Linked DNA regions of Homo sapiens: region 2 is linked to region 1. Evidence: chromatin loops called from intact Hi-C (ENCODE). Cell type or tissue: pancreas. All regions are shown on one strand.

Evidence for each region. Hi-C counts contacts between places; a loop is a spot of excess contacts. Peaks named below come from ENCODE experiments on the same cell type or tissue, not always from the same donor. Only the 100,000 strongest peaks of a DNase experiment are listed, where the experiment ranks them.
Region 2: a loop joins it to region 1, with 3.0 times the contacts of the local background. A loop is called at or near these places in 28 of 110 quality-filtered maps.

What each region holds. Positions count from the first base shown.
Region 1 is chr14:63,530,924-63,538,923 of GRCh38, reverse strand. The region is part of intron 2 of PPP2R5E (protein phosphatase 2 regulatory subunit B'epsilon); the gene reads left to right. Among named protein-coding and RNA genes, the nearest start is that of PPP2R5E, 8.5 kb to the left of the region's middle. In pancreas, no CTCF peak of the experiment used is centred here; no DNase peak of the experiment used is centred here.
Region 2 is chr14:63,400,423-63,408,422 of GRCh38, reverse strand. The region is part of intron 5 of PPP2R5E (protein phosphatase 2 regulatory subunit B'epsilon); the gene reads left to right. Among named protein-coding and RNA genes, the nearest start is that of GPHB5, 85 kb to the right of the region's middle. In pancreas, no CTCF peak of the experiment used is centred here; no DNase peak of the experiment used is centred here.

The DNA.
Region 1 (8,000 bases):
GAGATAGAGTCTCCCTCTGTTGCTCAGGCTGGTTCACAGCAACCTCCACCTCCTGGGTTCAAGTGATTTTCCTGCCTCAGCTTCCCGAGTAGCTGGGAGCACAGGTGCCCGCCACCATGCCCAGCTAATTTTTGTATTTTTAATAGAGACAGGGTTTCACCATGTTGGTCAGGCTGGTCTTGAACTCCTGACCCCAAGTGATCTGCCCACCTTGACCTCCCAAAGTGCTGGGATTACAGGTGTGAGCCACCGTGCCTGGCCTGAAATTTGTTAAAAACAAGTTTTTTGGTTTTTTAAATTTTCTTTTGAGACAATCTCATGCTGTCACTCTGGCTAGAGTTCAGTGGGGACAGAGTGAAAGTGCAGGTTGAGGCCGGGCGTGGTGGCTCACGCCTGTAATCCCAGCACTTTGGGAGCCCGAGGCAGGCAGATCACGAGGTCAGGAGTTTGAGACCAGCCTGGCCAACATGGTGAAACCCTGTCTCTTCTAAAAATACAAAAATTAGGCGCGGTGGTGGCACCTGTAATCCCAGCTACTCGGGAAGCCGAGGCAGGAGAATTGCTTGAACCGGGAGGCAGAGGTTGAAGTGAGCCCAGATCGTGCCATTGCATTCTAGCCTGGGTGACAGAGCAAGACTCTGTCTCGGGGGAAAAAAAAAAAAGAAAGTGCAGGTTGGGGCTCACTGTGGCCTCTATTTCCTAGGCTCAAGTGATCCTCCCTTTCCCGAGTAGCCGGGATCAACTTCCCGAGTAGCTGGGACTACAGAAGCATGCCATCACGCCCAGCTAATTTTTCCATTTTTTTGTAGAGATGGAGTTTTGCCATGTTGCACAGGCTGGTCTCGAATTGCCATGGTGTTCCCATGCCAGGATTTAGGCGTGAGCCACCATGCCCGGCCCAACACGTTTTTAATATGAAGAATTTTTTCTAAATTAGGCATTTCAACTTTTGTTTGGGTATGTGGTTACTTTTTGTCCCTTTTAATTTTCATCATGTTTGCTTCATGTTTATGAACAGGTGTTGTTTGAAAAATATCAGAACATAGCTTTTATAGTGTGGAAACTATCAGAATTTACCTTTGAGGTGGATGTTTATGTGCTGAATACTGAAGAATGGGAGAAAGGGGATATGAACAACACAATGAGCTTTAGTGTGGCTTGGAGGAAACCAGGCAACCTGGTTTGCTAGTTCATTATTGCAGACTTATTTCTGTAACAGTTTGTGAAATCAGAAGGTATTATAAGAAAAACTGGAATGTAACCGGAAAAGATCCTCAAAATTTAGCTTAGGATATTTCAAGCTTCTATTTTTTCCATATGAATACTTTTTTTAAAAAAGAGAGAGAGATTCATAAATAAGATTCCAATGTTTATACAAAATTTTTGGAAACTGAATACTGATTACTGTAAAGATGATATATCTACCAGTCAGTAAAGATGAGCTCCTGTGAGCTTTGGGGGAGAAAATTTTGACTAGAGATTTTGCTGGTAAAAATGAAAATAGTCATTATGAGGCTTTGGAAAGAAAATGTAGGAAACACTGTAGATTGAACTATGCTTGAAATACAAAGTTGGGAGACACTGGTTTTTAGTAATCTATTTAATCTGAAGTAGATATGTAATGGGTGTTAACTTCTGTATCTGTAAAGGACTTCATTCTGAGGAAGCCAGTTAAATTTTTTTTTTTAGAATTAGAAGGAATTTAAAAACTTACACTAATTTCTTGGATCTTATGGTAAACAATTAAATTAGGACTTCACTGACCACTCATAGTCAGGGTATTGGTTTTGTGGGTAGTGAAAGAAGCATGCATGAGAAGAATTTGGACACATGCTTTAATGTATTTTTTCTTTAATGCTTTCATGTCTTTTTTCTCATTTTAAAAAATTATGGTAAAATATACATAACATGAAATTTACCATCTTAACCATGTTTAAATGTGCATTAAGTGCCTTGACATTGTCATGCAACTGTCCCTACCATCCATCTCCAGAACCTTTTCATCTTCCCCAACTGAAGCTCTGTACCTGTTAAACACTGACTCCCTGTTTCCCCCACCAGCCCTTGGCAACCGCCATTCTGTTTTTTGTTTCTATGAATTTGACTACTCTAGGTACCTCCTATAAGTGATGCCATGCAATATTTGTCTTTTTGTGACTGGCTTATTTCACTTAGTCAAGTGTCTTCAGTGTTCATCTCTGTTGTAGCAGGTGTCAGAATTTCATTCTTTTTTAAGGCTGAATAATTTCAGTGTATATACATACCATATACTTTTTAATCCATTAATTCATTGGTGGACACTTGGGTTGCTTCCACCTTCAGGCTATTGTGAATAATGCTGCTGTGACCATGATGTACAGATACCTGTTTAAGTTCTGGCTTTCATTTCTTTTGGGTATGTACCCAGACGTGTAATTGCTGGATCATATGTTGAATTTTTCAGGAATTGCCATACATATTGCCACAGCAACTGGACCATTTTTCATTCCCATTAGCAATGCATGAGGGTTCCAGTTTTCTATATCCTCACCATCACTCATTTTCTGCTTTTTAATTTTTTGATAGTAGTCATTATAATAGGTATGAAGTGGTATTTCAGTGTGATTTTTATTTGCATTGCCCTAATGATTAGTGATGTTGAGCATCTTTTCCTGTGCTTTTTGGCCATTTCTGTATCCTTTTTCTCACTTTTAAAAGTGAAGTCTGCTAGTGTTGCCAGTTTTCCAAGAACTCTGCTTTCCAAGAATGTGATTTTTTGAACTTGTATATTTTGCCAGTATGAGAGAATTGGAGAGTAACAGGACTATATACTCACAAACCTAATTCCAGAGTGACTAACAGTGATTGTTATGTAGTAAGCACATTCTGGGTAAATACTCTGGAAAGTATTCTATAAATTAGAAATCCATCTCTGTCTGTAGAATAACATAAGGAAGTATAATCAGAAATAGACTTCAGTAATGTGTATTTGCTCTTGATTTTCTAGGAAGTAATTTATGGAATATAAAGAAAATGTAGGAGGAATTTCTTTTCTAGGATTTTATTTTTTTTGGCCATTGCCTTAAGAGAAACCAGGATAAACACTATATGCATGCTAAGGGTAGTTATTGATTTAATTTTCTATAGTATTGCTTTGACTAAATTGGGTTAATTTTATTTGGAGTACAATATAAAATATGGTTGAATTTTGTGAGTTGTTTTAAATAATGAAGTCAAAGAGGTGTCCTTAAGGTCTTTAATTTCAGGGGAGTTTGAATACGATAATTATACAAACAGTGATTATGTAACTCATCTTTTAATATGTCATTTTTGAATGCTCAGATATGCATTAATAACCACTCGTTTTGTGCATGCATTATCAGAATGTTTATTATATGCATCATAATCTTTGATTTATAAATAATACTGCATTAATTCTTAGCGTTTTAAAGTCTGTTCACTTGCAAAACTGCAACATAATGTGAAGGGAAAGTTTTTGTTTTGCCCTATTTCTTTTTTTTTTGAGATGGAGTTTTGCTCTTGTTGCCCAGGCTGGAGTACAGTGGTGCGATCTCAGCTCACTGCAACCTCTGCCTCTTGGTTCAAGTGATTCTCTTGCCTCAGGCTCCTGAGTAGCTGGGATTGCAGGTGCCCACCACCACACCAAGCTAATTTTTTTGTATTTTTAGTAGAGACGTGTTGAGACCAGCCAGGCTGGTCTCAAACTCCTGACCTCAGGTGATCCACCTGCCTTGGCCTCCCAAAGTGCTGGGATTACAGGCGTCAGTCACTGCGCCCAGCCTATTTTGCCCTATGTCTAATAGGTGGGGTTTTGAAATCTGTATCACTGATGTTATTTCCTGTAGAAAGCAACACCACCTGTAATTCTGTATAAATCTACCTGGTTTTTCCGTATCTGTGTGTTAGGAAATTATAGGATGAACTTTGCAAAGATAGACATTTACATTTTCTCCATCTTTATATGCTTTTGTGAAAGTGTTCTTGGAGAGCCTTAACATTTTTGAGGCTGGGTATGGTGGCTCACACCTATAATCCCAGCACATAGGGAGACAGAGTTGGGAGGCTCGCTTAAGCCCAAGAGTTTGAGACCAGCCTACGCAACATAGTGAGACCTCATCTGTACAAATAATTTAAAAAATTAGCCAGGGTGGTGGTGTACACCTGTGGTCCCAGCTACTTGGGAGGCTGAGGCAGAAGGATTGCCCGAGCCCAGGAGGCTGAGGCTGCAGTGAGCTGTGATTGTTCCACTGTGTCCAGTGTGGCTGACAGAGTGAGACCTTTGTCTCAAAATAAAAACATTTTTTTCTTTGAGTCTAAAAGATTCTTACTCATTCACTGATAGGGAAAACCTAGTAGAGGTTTAGTGCCTTACTTACTTGATAAGAAAGTAAAATCTTGGGGGAGGCCGACAGGGGGCGGGTCATTTGAGGTCAAGAGTTTGAGACCAGCCTGGCCAACAGGGTAAAACCCCATCTCTGCTAAAAATCCAAAAATTCGTGGATGTAGTGGTGTGCATCTATAATCCCAGCTACTCAGGAGGCTGAGGCAGGAGAATCACTTGACCCCGGGAGGTGGAGGTTGCAGTGAGCTCATATTGTGCCACTATAAACTCTGTCTTAAAAAAAAAAAGAAAGTCAAGACTTGGATACTTTCCTTACACTTACACAGCAGGACATGAAGCAAGCCTTGACTGTTATCTAGGTAAGTTGTTGAGTAAGACAGTCAAACTAAACAGTTAGGCAAACACACAAACACACACACAAATTTATGTTAATAATAATCAGTGGTAGTAGCACCTGGCTGGGTGATTTATGTTCTCTCCTCACCCCAGCCTCCTGTGCCTCATTTCCTTGCGTTGACTTTAAGCAATTCTGTAAGTTTAGATTTGGGTGAACGTTTTCTGAAGAATACTGCCTCTTTGAAGATGGAATTATAGTGAAAGTAGCATTGTTATTTCTTTTGTTTGTTTGTTTTTCTGAGACAGAGTCTCGCTCTGTCACCCAGGCTGGAGTGCAGTGGCGCAATCTCGGCTCACTGCAACCTCTGCCTCCCAGGTTCAAGTGATTCTCCTGCCTCAGCCTGCGGAGAGTAGCTGGGATTACAGGTGTCTGCCACCACATCCGGCTGATTTTTATATTTTTAGTAGAGACGGGGTTTCTCCATGTTGGCCAGGCTGGTCTCGAACTCCTGACCACAGGTGCGTCCGCCTGCCTAGGCCTCCCAAAGTGCTGGGATTCTTGGCATGAGCCACCGCGCCCGGCCGCCATTGTTATTTCTTGTCTCACAATTCATTATACATTTCCGAGGCATTTTGCAGATAGTTTGTACATTCACTTTTAGATATTCTTACAACTATGATGACTAGACGGAGTTTAGCTCTTGTTGCCCAGGCTGGAGTGTAATGGTGCGATCTCGGCTCACCACAGCCTCTGCCTTCCGGGTTCAAGCCATTTTCCTGCCTCAGCCTCCCAAGTAGCTGGGATTACAGGCATGCGCCTCCATGCCCGGCTAATTTTGTATTTTTAGTAGAGATGGGGTTTCTCCATGTTGGTCAGGCTGGTCATGAACTCCTGACCTCAGGTGATCTGCCTGCCTCGGCTTCCCAAAGTGCTGGGATTACAGGCGTGAGCCACCGTGCCCGGCCGTTTTCGTGCCTTTTTAATGATTGCCTTTTTCGTCTATATCTGCTTTGTGTATAGTAAAGTAGGCACATGCAATATAATACCAGATTTTTATAACGAGTGAATGTGCTAAAACCTATTAGAATAAGAATAGTCTCTTAAGAGGCCAGGTACAGTAAATAACTCACACCTTTAATCCCAGCACTTTGGCAGGTCGAGGTGGGAGGATTACTTGAGCCCAGGAGTTCAAGGCCAGCCTGTGCAACATAGCAGGCCTGTCTCTAAAAAAAAATACAATAAAAAATTAGCTGGGTGTGGTGGTACACACCTGTAGTCCTAGGTACTTGGAAGGCTGAGGGAGGATAGTTCGAGCCCAGGAGATCGACGCTGCAGTGAGCTGTGATTGTGCCACTGCACTTGAGCCTGGGCAACAGAGTGAAATGCTGTCTCAAAAAAGAATAGTCTTTTAAGGAATAATGTCATCTATTTTAGTGGTTACTACACTCCATGTCGTGATACATTGTCGCATGGGTTTTGTTGGTCCTCAAGAGTCCTAGCTTACCACTAGCTGGGTTGCCTTGGACAAATGCGTTAACTGCTGAAAGCTTTGGTTTTCCTTGTCTGTAAAATGATGATGACGTTAATAGTCAATAGATGTGACAGTGCCACATTCAGTAAATACTAGCTGTTGTTATTTAATGGGGGTTTCAAAAGTTAGAATATGAATAATATGAAATTTTTATGACATATTTTACTAGTAAAAAGGTGGAAATTGGAAATTTCTCTGAAAATTATGAAGAGCATAATTTTGCAGCCACAAACGTTTTTCAACCAAAAATTTCAAAGAAGCAGTTTTTAAATATGGTGAATTTAATATAATAGCTATTCTAAACATCTTCACCTGGAGAGTTGCATCTACTGCATTAGTATCTTGCCATGTTATTTAGTGTAATGCTTTTTATTTTTAATTTATTCATTTTTTGAATAGATAATACAGCCATATGGTTCAAATTCCAAAGGTTACAAAAGGAAGTGTAGTGAAAAATCTTCCTTCCATCCCTTCTCCTAGTTTCCCTTCCCAGAAGCAACCAGTCATTATACTCTTGTATAGTAGGTATAGAGATTCTTAAATCCTTGGTTGGATTTAAAATGCAATGAGCAGCCTAAAATTATGTGAACATTTTGTATGTGTGTATCTATTTTAAAAATGGGGAATCAATAGGGATTTTTCAGATTCTCAAAGGGATATCTGACTTAAAACGGGTTAAGATCTATTGATCTAGTTTGTACCTTTGACTAATGATGTGTGTTCTTCAGGCATCTAAGATTTGTGTGTGTGTGTGTGTTTTGAGATGGAGGTTCGCTCTTGTTGCCCAGGCTGGAGTGCAGTGGCCCCATCTCGGCTCAGTGCAACCTCTGCCTCCCAGGTTCAAGCAATTCTCCTGCCTCAGCCTCCCAAGTAGCTGGGATTACAGGTGTGCGCCACCACACCCAGTTAATTTTGTATTTTTAATAGAGATGGGGTTTCACCATGTTGGTCAGGCTGGTCTTGAACTCTTGACCTCAAGTGACCCTCCCACTTTGGCCTCCCAAAGTGCTGGGATTACAGGCATGAGCCACCGCACCCGGCCGTGTGTGTGTGTGTTTAAAAAATAACCATAAGCTTTACTTTCGAACTGAAAGAACATCTATATGTTAATAGATGTTAAAGTTCAGTTTTAGAACCTTTGAAAAAGTGTGGTAATAATTTTTTTGGGGGGAAGCAATTTTAAGATCTTGCACAAAAGCAAGTGCCAAACTATGTTATTTTTTTTTTTCTTTTTAATTTTATTATTATTATACTTTAAGTTTTAGGGTACATGTGCACAACGTGCAGGTTTGTTACATATGTATACATCGCAAGGACAAAAAACCAAACACCGCATGTTCTCACTCATAGGTGGGAATTGAACAATGAGAACACATGGACACTGGAAGGGGAACATCATATACCAGGGACTGTTGTGGGGTCGGGGGGATGGGGGACGGATAGCATTAGGAGATATACCTAATGTTAAATGACGAGTTAATGGGTGCAGCACACCAACATGGCACATGTATACATATGTTATTTTTTTCTTTCTTTCTTTTTTTGTGATGGGAGTTTCGCTCTTGTTGCCCAGGCTGGAGCGCAATGGCGCTATCTTGGCTCTCTGCAACCTCCGCCTCCCGAGTTCAGGAAATTCTCCTGTATTTTTATTTATGAAAGATTGTACCCAGTTGTAATGAAGAGATAATTTCATTCACTTTTAGGAAGGAATATACATTTTTTAATATATCCTAATAGTTTGCTTCTGTAGCATAGGTAAAATTATTGTACAGAGTTTTATGTGGGCCAAA
Region 2 (8,000 bases), 130 kb after region 1:
CCAAATAAACGAATGAATAAATATATGAATAGATGGCTATATACACATATACGTTAAATTGGCATAATTGTCCTGAAGAGAAAACCGATAGTATTCTATCAACTTAAATTTAGACCCAACAATTCTGTGAGAAATAATCAGATATGTACAAAAGATATATATACAAAGGTTATTGAATGCACCATTGCTAATAATTATTAGAAAATTGGAAAATAACTTCAAAGTTCCTTAGTAGGAGGTAATTGTACTGTGGACATTCATATAGTGAAATATTCATCAGTTTGTAAAAAGAATGTGATAGACCTACTCAATGATCTATTTTAGGTGAAACATGCATTGTTATAGAACAGTATAATTTTTGAGCCTGTATCTGTTATTTTAGGGAAAAATAATGTTAGTATTTTTGTCTTAGTTCTTTTGTGCTGCTTTAACAAAATGCCTCAGACTGGGTAATTTATAAAGAACAGAAGTTTATTTCTTACAGTTCTGGAGGCTGGGAAGTTCAAGATCGAGGTGCTGGCATCTAACGAGTGTCATCTTACTGGGTGTGCCCTCACATGGTGGAAGGCAGAAGGATGAGAGAGAGTGAACCCATGTCCCAAATCCCCTTTCATAGTGGCATTAATCTATTTATGAGGGCAGAGCCCTTATGACCTCAACACCAAAAGGCCTTACTTCCCAACACTGTTTCATTGGAGATTAAATTTTTATCACACGAATTTTGGGGGACACATTCAGACTATAGCAATATGCATTAACAATTTTGAAAGGAGTTCTACCAAATTGTTGTTAATTGGCTGGAAGGGGGTGATTATGTGTGATGATCTTCACTTCCTATTTTTTAGATATCTCTATTTTTTATATAAAAAAAATAAGCATATATGTTGTAATCAATAAGAATAAAAAATTTCATCTGCAAGTACATTCTCATTTTATTGCCTTGCATTTTTCATAAACCTCAGCTGATTTTGTGCATTAGCCTTCCTAAGACTATTTTTGTATGATAGCACCATTCTTTTATGCCCAGTATTCGTTGCTTCCTTCCTTTCACCATTTGTATCTGCCCTTTGAAAATCTAAAGCTCAAATGAAAGCTTCCTGTGTTGCCTCAAGTGCCTTTTTCAATACCTTGAATTTTTCTTCCTTATCAGGAAGCAGTATAGATTGGTGGTTAAGTGTACAGACTGATTTGAATTCGGGCTCTGCCATTTTTTTTGTATTCGACCTTGGACAAGTGACATAACTACTGTGTGCCTCAGTTTCCTCATCTAGAAAGTAGATGCAAAATATCATAATCACATTGTAAGGTTGTTGTGGAGATTTAACAACTAAATACCTATACAAACTCTCAGAAGTATTCCCAACACATGGTTCATATTCAGTAAACGTTATGCTGGTGGTGTCACTAATATTTTTATTAGGATTCTTGTTTTGAGAACTTTCTTAAGCTCTGTTTTCTTTAATAGCTTCAGTCCATGAAATCATATAGTGTTAGCCTGTCATGTCTTACCTAGCATGTTATGAATTATTTGAAATCCAACTCTTATTCTAAAAATCATTGGTATCCATTCAACTCTACGTATATGGTTCTTCACAGGCTGTTGGGTTCTCTTAAGATGTTACATGGGTTTCCTGTGTCTCTGGATTCTCTTCAGTTCCACTTTGCCAACTGATTTCCTCCAATCAGTGTTGAACATAAATGTTTATTAGTGCCAGGAACGTATAATTTATAATGTGTGAAAACCAGGGATAGCCCATTTAAATCTTTACAGAGGACAGACAAATGGTACATGATTAAGTAGTGTTGGTATGACCAAAGGAGTGATGGAAACTGTGGCGATTTAGAGAGCTTGGATCCTGCTGCCAATCCGCTCCCAGTAACGGTTGGTCTCTAGGTAAGTGAGCCAAGTATTGCTAGATCTTTTGGCTTTTCAAGAGAAGCTGGAAAGCCATATTTTGGTAGAGCCAGACAAAACAGTCTGTTGTTTTTCTTTTTCTTTTTTTTTTTTTTTTGAGATGAAGTCTAGCTCTGTCACCCAGGCTGGATTGCAGTGGCTCGATCTCGGCTCACGGCAACCTCCGCCTCCCGGGTTCAAGTGATTCTTCTGTCTCAGTCTCCTGAATAGGTGGGACTACAAGCATGCACCAGTATGCCTGGCTAATTTTTTGTATTTTTAGTAGAGATGAGGTTTCACCATGTTGGGCAGGCTGGTCTTGAACTCCTGACCTCGTGATCTGCCCGCCTCGGCCTCCCAAAGTGCTGGGATTACAGGCGTGAGTCACTGCGCCTGGCCAACAGTCTGTCGTTTTTCATTCAAGGGTTTTGAATGTTTTTGTTTGAAGGGTTTTGTTGTTTTTTATTCTAGAATAGTATGACTGGCTCACTTGAATTTCAGTGTGATTTTTATTAAATCTAGATTTACATAACCTGTAGCATTTTTTGTGTACTCACTTAAGTGTTTGGACAAGAAAGCTGTTAGAGATTTATCAAAGATAGTCCATTCATTGCATAGTGCACTTTTGTCTGTGGTAATGTTGATTTCAGACTTAAGTAACTTGGTTAACTGCCTTCTAGAGCTATGACTATGTAGACTTGCCTAGGCTTTATGGAACAATTTTGTCTATTCTTAATAAAGATAATTTTCATCTGTATTGGGATGGTTGGGAAAATGGTTTCTTTATGATCCCCCAACCCCTTCTTTAGACCTAAATGAATTAGCAATACTTCGATTATTTCATTGGGTGGATTATTGTGGCAAGAGTTTAGCAACATATTTCTAAAGATTACTTTCAACTACTCTGCAAATCTGAAAAACAGTCAGTGGTTGCTGAGAGACATACTATTCAAGTATCCCCGTAAACATATGTACTGCTGGAGATTGCTATTTAGTAATTTGTACTTCACATTTGCTGTTATATTTAGCTGAAAGGTACTGTAATTATCATGTAAATTATGCAGATCATGCAAATCATTCAGCCTGTCCTTAAAAGTGACCTTTTGTTATTGTGTTTTTAAAAACTCAAGACAAATTGGACATGACACAAACCAACCTATTAAAAAAATTTTAGTTCTAAACTGAAATAAATTCCACAAGGCCTTGAATCTCAGCTCCAATACAAAGAACTATTTTCCAAACGAGTTCCTTGAATATGTCAAAATGTTTACATTTCTCTCTCACAGCCTATAGCAAGTAAGTGTTGGGAGCATTTATTTCTACCTGGAATTTTATGAGATAGCCATTGCCAATTACCAGTTAACATCACTTCATCCTGTCCTGTCCAGTGTATAACTCAAAAATCTTGTAAAAAGGGCTTTATTGCTCTGACTCCTGCATTCAGAGCCAGCTTCCTGGTTGTATAATTTGTGCAGTTGTGCTGGGCCCTGTGCTTAGAAGGGCCCTGTGCTTGGTTTAGTGCTCTGCTCTTGCTGTCTTGAAACTCTTAATACTTTTTGAGCAGGGACCACCGCATGTTTATTTTGCACTAGGCCCCACAAATTATGTAGCTAGTCCCTGCCTGCTTCCCACTAAGTGCATCATTATTTAGCACAATAGCTCTTTCTTGAATTGCTGACCAAATAGGTTGTCTTAAAAATTTAAATCACAAGGTTGTCTTGAAATAGATAGTATGCTCAAGGGGAAAAAAATGGACTTCTTTGGTTTGTGGAAAGAATGCTTGAAATTAAATGGAGGAAAATAAAAGCGTGTGACTTGGTGGAGTTGTTCATATTTGTACGCCTTACACTTTCGAAAGTTTTGTATTGAATTTCCATAGGAGTCTTGGAGTCAGAATTGCCAGAAGCTTGTGATCGCAACCTTTTGATGCCTTGTCCCCATTGTCCTTTCTCAGTATTTGCCCCATAGGTTGCTTCATTTTATACAGTGCATCCCTTGAGTCGTTCTGATTCACTGGAGTCAGACTACCTTTGGCTCTGGTTTCTTTGTTCTGGGCTGTTTTCTCTGTATTTGGCCAAGGTGAAAGTATGAGGAAGATAGTTTTCAGGTAGTAGGAGAAAGTTGCAAACAAAGCCAGAAATGTGGACATCTGATTTTAGTGCTCTGTGGCACTTTGGATGAAAACATTTAGAATACCAATTTTATCGGTTATCTATTTGAAGAATTCTGATGTTCTCTAAAATCTTACTTTACATGGAATAGGGCAGGGTAATTCTTTATTATAGCAGAGAGCAACTGGGTTGTTTTGCTCGAAACCTTTTGCTCTTAATGACTTTTAAAAATAGTTTTGATAATGCCTACTTTTAAAATTCCAATATGTTTATATGATTTTTAATGAAAAATAGCAGTCTCTTGCCTCATCTTTCTCCAAACCAGAGTCCTATTTCCTAGAAGTAACCACACTTAAGTCTTCCAGTTGTTTCTGTATATTTATTTCCATATTTCTAAACAGCATGCTTATACTGCTATTTTTTAACTTGTGATTTTAGATTTTATTTATGTCTATTGACTTCCTACTGTAAGCCATTATGTATCTCCCACTATAACTCCCTCTCTACATTTGTTATATCACAAAATTTGAATGAATCACATGATAGATGAGTACTATTGTATACATGTTGTTCATTCCAAGGCACATAATTACATTTGTTTTCTTGTAGAGCTTTTTTTTTTCTTTTTTTAACCCTGGAAAATAGGTGCCTTATTTTTTTACTTGCTTTCCTGTGTATTCATCACTAGTGTGTGCTTTAATTCTCTGAGAGTAACCATACAGCCCTTCTCAGTATGGCCCACATATCAACTAGTCTATCAGTTACTTTTTTTTTTTTTTTCTTGGAGACCTTCTTCCTGGAGCCCTGGTCATCCTGCTCTAATTGGCACTCTGGGCCATCCACACAGTCATCCCAGCACTTCCCTTTGGTGCCCTTCTAGACTGTGTCTTTGCTTGTTTAACTTCTTCTTTGGTGGAGCATATCTTCTAGATTCTTCCTAAGAAAGCATGAATGGGATGTAAGTGTTCTGAGATCACTTGTCTGAAAACGTCTTTATTCTGCCTACATTTTTTTTTTTTTTTTTTTTTTTGAGACAGACTCTCGCTTTGTCGCCCAGGCTGGAGTGTAGTGGCACGATCTTGGCTCACTGCAACTTCCAGCTGCTGGGATTACAGGTGTATGCCACCACGCCAGACTAATTTTTGTATTTTCAGTAGAGACAGGGTTTCACCATGTTAGCCCATGTTGGTCTCAAATTTCTGACCTCAAGTGATCAGCCCGCCTTCGTCTTCCAAAGTGCTGGGATTACAGGCGTGAGCCACTGTGCCCTGCCTGCCTACATACTTTATTGACATTTTGGCTAAGTGTAAATTTGGAACTTTCCCAGATGTTTTAAGGAATTGATCCATTGTTTTCCAGCTTCCAGTGTGGGTATTAAGAAGGCCTGCACCAGGTGAATGCCTTATCCTTTATAATGACCTGTCTTCTTTGTATCTTCTTTGAGATCTTCTCTTTGTCTCCACATCCAGAAAGTGATGTGCTTTGGTGTGGATCTTTGTTCATTTATTGTGCAGAACACTTAATGGACCATATCTATATTGACATTGATGACTTTTTTTTTGTTGGAAATTGAATTGAATTATTCTTCAGATAATTTCCTTCTCTTCATTTTCTGTTTTTCTGTCTCCATGTCTTTCTGGATTGCTATTATGTATTGGATCTTCTGGTTTTTAAAATCTTCTTCTATATATTATCTCTGTTTTTTGGTTATATGCTCTGGGGTAGAGTTGCTCATTTTAATGTTCTAGTGCTTCTGCTAAAATTTTTATTTATTATATGTTGAACTTCTAAAAGCTTTTAAAAAATTTCCTGAATATCCACCTGAATAATAGCACTGTTTTATTTCAAGGATCCAGCATATTTGTTTATCTTTGAAGATGTTAATAGTTTCCTTCTTGCAATTTTTTTTGGTACTCCTAGCATTGTGCCTGTTTCCTCTGAGTTCCTTATAATTGTTTGTTGTGGTCTTTTATGTTAAAATATCTGGTGATCTTTGACTTCATAGTCATAATTACATGTTAGTCTACCGAAAAGTTGCTTAGAACTTGTGTATGTTACCGTGTGCACATGTGTGTTTATATTTGCATGGTGACACTTGGCAACTGGTGACTTTGAATGGCATAACTGGTCAGGGACCTTGCCATTTCATTAGGAAACCCTCAGCTGTTAGCATATCTGTAGGTCTTTCCTCTTGAGGCTGTCAGTTTCTTCCAAAAGGGACTTTCTGATCTTCTGACTTATACAGAATTGGGAGCCTGGTCAGGGAAGAAAGCTGGCAAATATGTCACTTTTAGGTATGCAGAGTTTTATTTCATCCCATTATTTCCAATAAGTGCTTTACTTAACGTGTATGATGTCTCCAAGATTAGATACTTACTCATTCTCTCCAGACTTACATTGTAAATCATCAATACACCACATGGGATAGGGATCTGGGGGGTCTTCTACAGACTTTCAACCAGTCCTCCTGTTTTTAGCTATTTCTCACACCCTTACCATCAAATATATCTGGTGCCTTTAGTTTTTAAGCCTTGTAAGGGTTCCGTGGTGTGAACTGGCCTGCTTCTCGTTGGCTTTCTTCCCTGCTTGCAGAATGGAAAAACACTTAGCAGACTGGAGAAAGAGGAAACTTAAGATAGTTACCTCTTGTCATCCACTTCCATCTTTGAGAAGTCTACAAATAAGTCTAAATTTTCTCTCCAGTCCTGTCTATGCCAAGGCTTTCTTCTATTCTTATTCTTTCACTGTCATTTTAGGGAGGATTCAAGAGGAGAGAGGTTCAATCCCCCTGCCTAGCTGGAAGACCCTTACAGCCCTTTTTCATTTCACTCTTCTCATTTCATTGTAGATTTATGAAGTTCAAAGAAAGGTTATTTGGCTAAATCACTATGTAGTTTAACCCTATTTGTGAGCTTCAAGAAGGCTGGTTTTTGTAAACCTGGAGTTAGTATGTTGACAGGTCTGTCTTTGCTCTGTAATCACCTTGGAAACGCTCCAGCTTCTTAACTTCTTTTCTTTGACTACAAGCTACCTGTTATATTAGGGATGGCACAGTCCACTTAGGCATTTACAGGTGTGGGATTATATTTCTTTTTTGTGTGGGAGTGATTGGGACTATAGATATGACTAAGCACACTCATATTATTTTGTTTTGGAAATCAGAGCTCATCAGAGTTCATCCTACCCCCCCTTGTTTTGGCCTGTGCACTATTATATTTCTCTCTCATACATCATAAAATCATCAAAAGCATGTTCTCTACAGAGAAGCAGAAAAATAGTTTAATACTGCAATTCATCTTTCTCATAGAATATGATACATTTAATATTTGTGGCTTTGTAAATATCTAAAGTTAGGCACTCGGCAATGCATTTTGTTGAGAGCCTAATGAAAACATCAAACATTTCTTGCTTAATTATTGTGTATTCATTAAACTCAAGATTAACAGTATACAAGGAAGGTTGATTCAAGTTTTGCTAATACTACACACCCTCAAACCTTCTCTTATGTTGGTTACAAGTTATTCATTAAAGCCTTTTGAAACACTTAAAAGTAGAAACGAAATTTAAAAAATAAAACTTACAAGGTTAATTATTTCTATTAACCTTGGAATGGGAATGGGTGGATGGGTGGATTGGGTAGGTGGATTAGAGGTCTTATGTCATTTGGAACATGTTATAGATAAAGAGATACTGAGTCTATATGGGGCCTTTTTTTTTTGGCTGGTTGGGGCCACATGCCTTTCTTTCCTAGATAGAATGTTTTCCTGTGGAAATGTATTAACTTGCCCATTACCTCCCCTGATGGGCTCCAAAATTGTTCAACAATGTGTATGTCCAGCAATGAGGACCATCGCTGGCACATAGAAAGAACTCAGTACGTATGTATTTATTGTATTGCTGAATGGGCAGAGAGCTGTAGTTAACAACATCTTCTGTTTGGATAGGCTGCTAGGAAAAGCATGTACTATTGAACCTGTGAGGAGCACTCATATCCC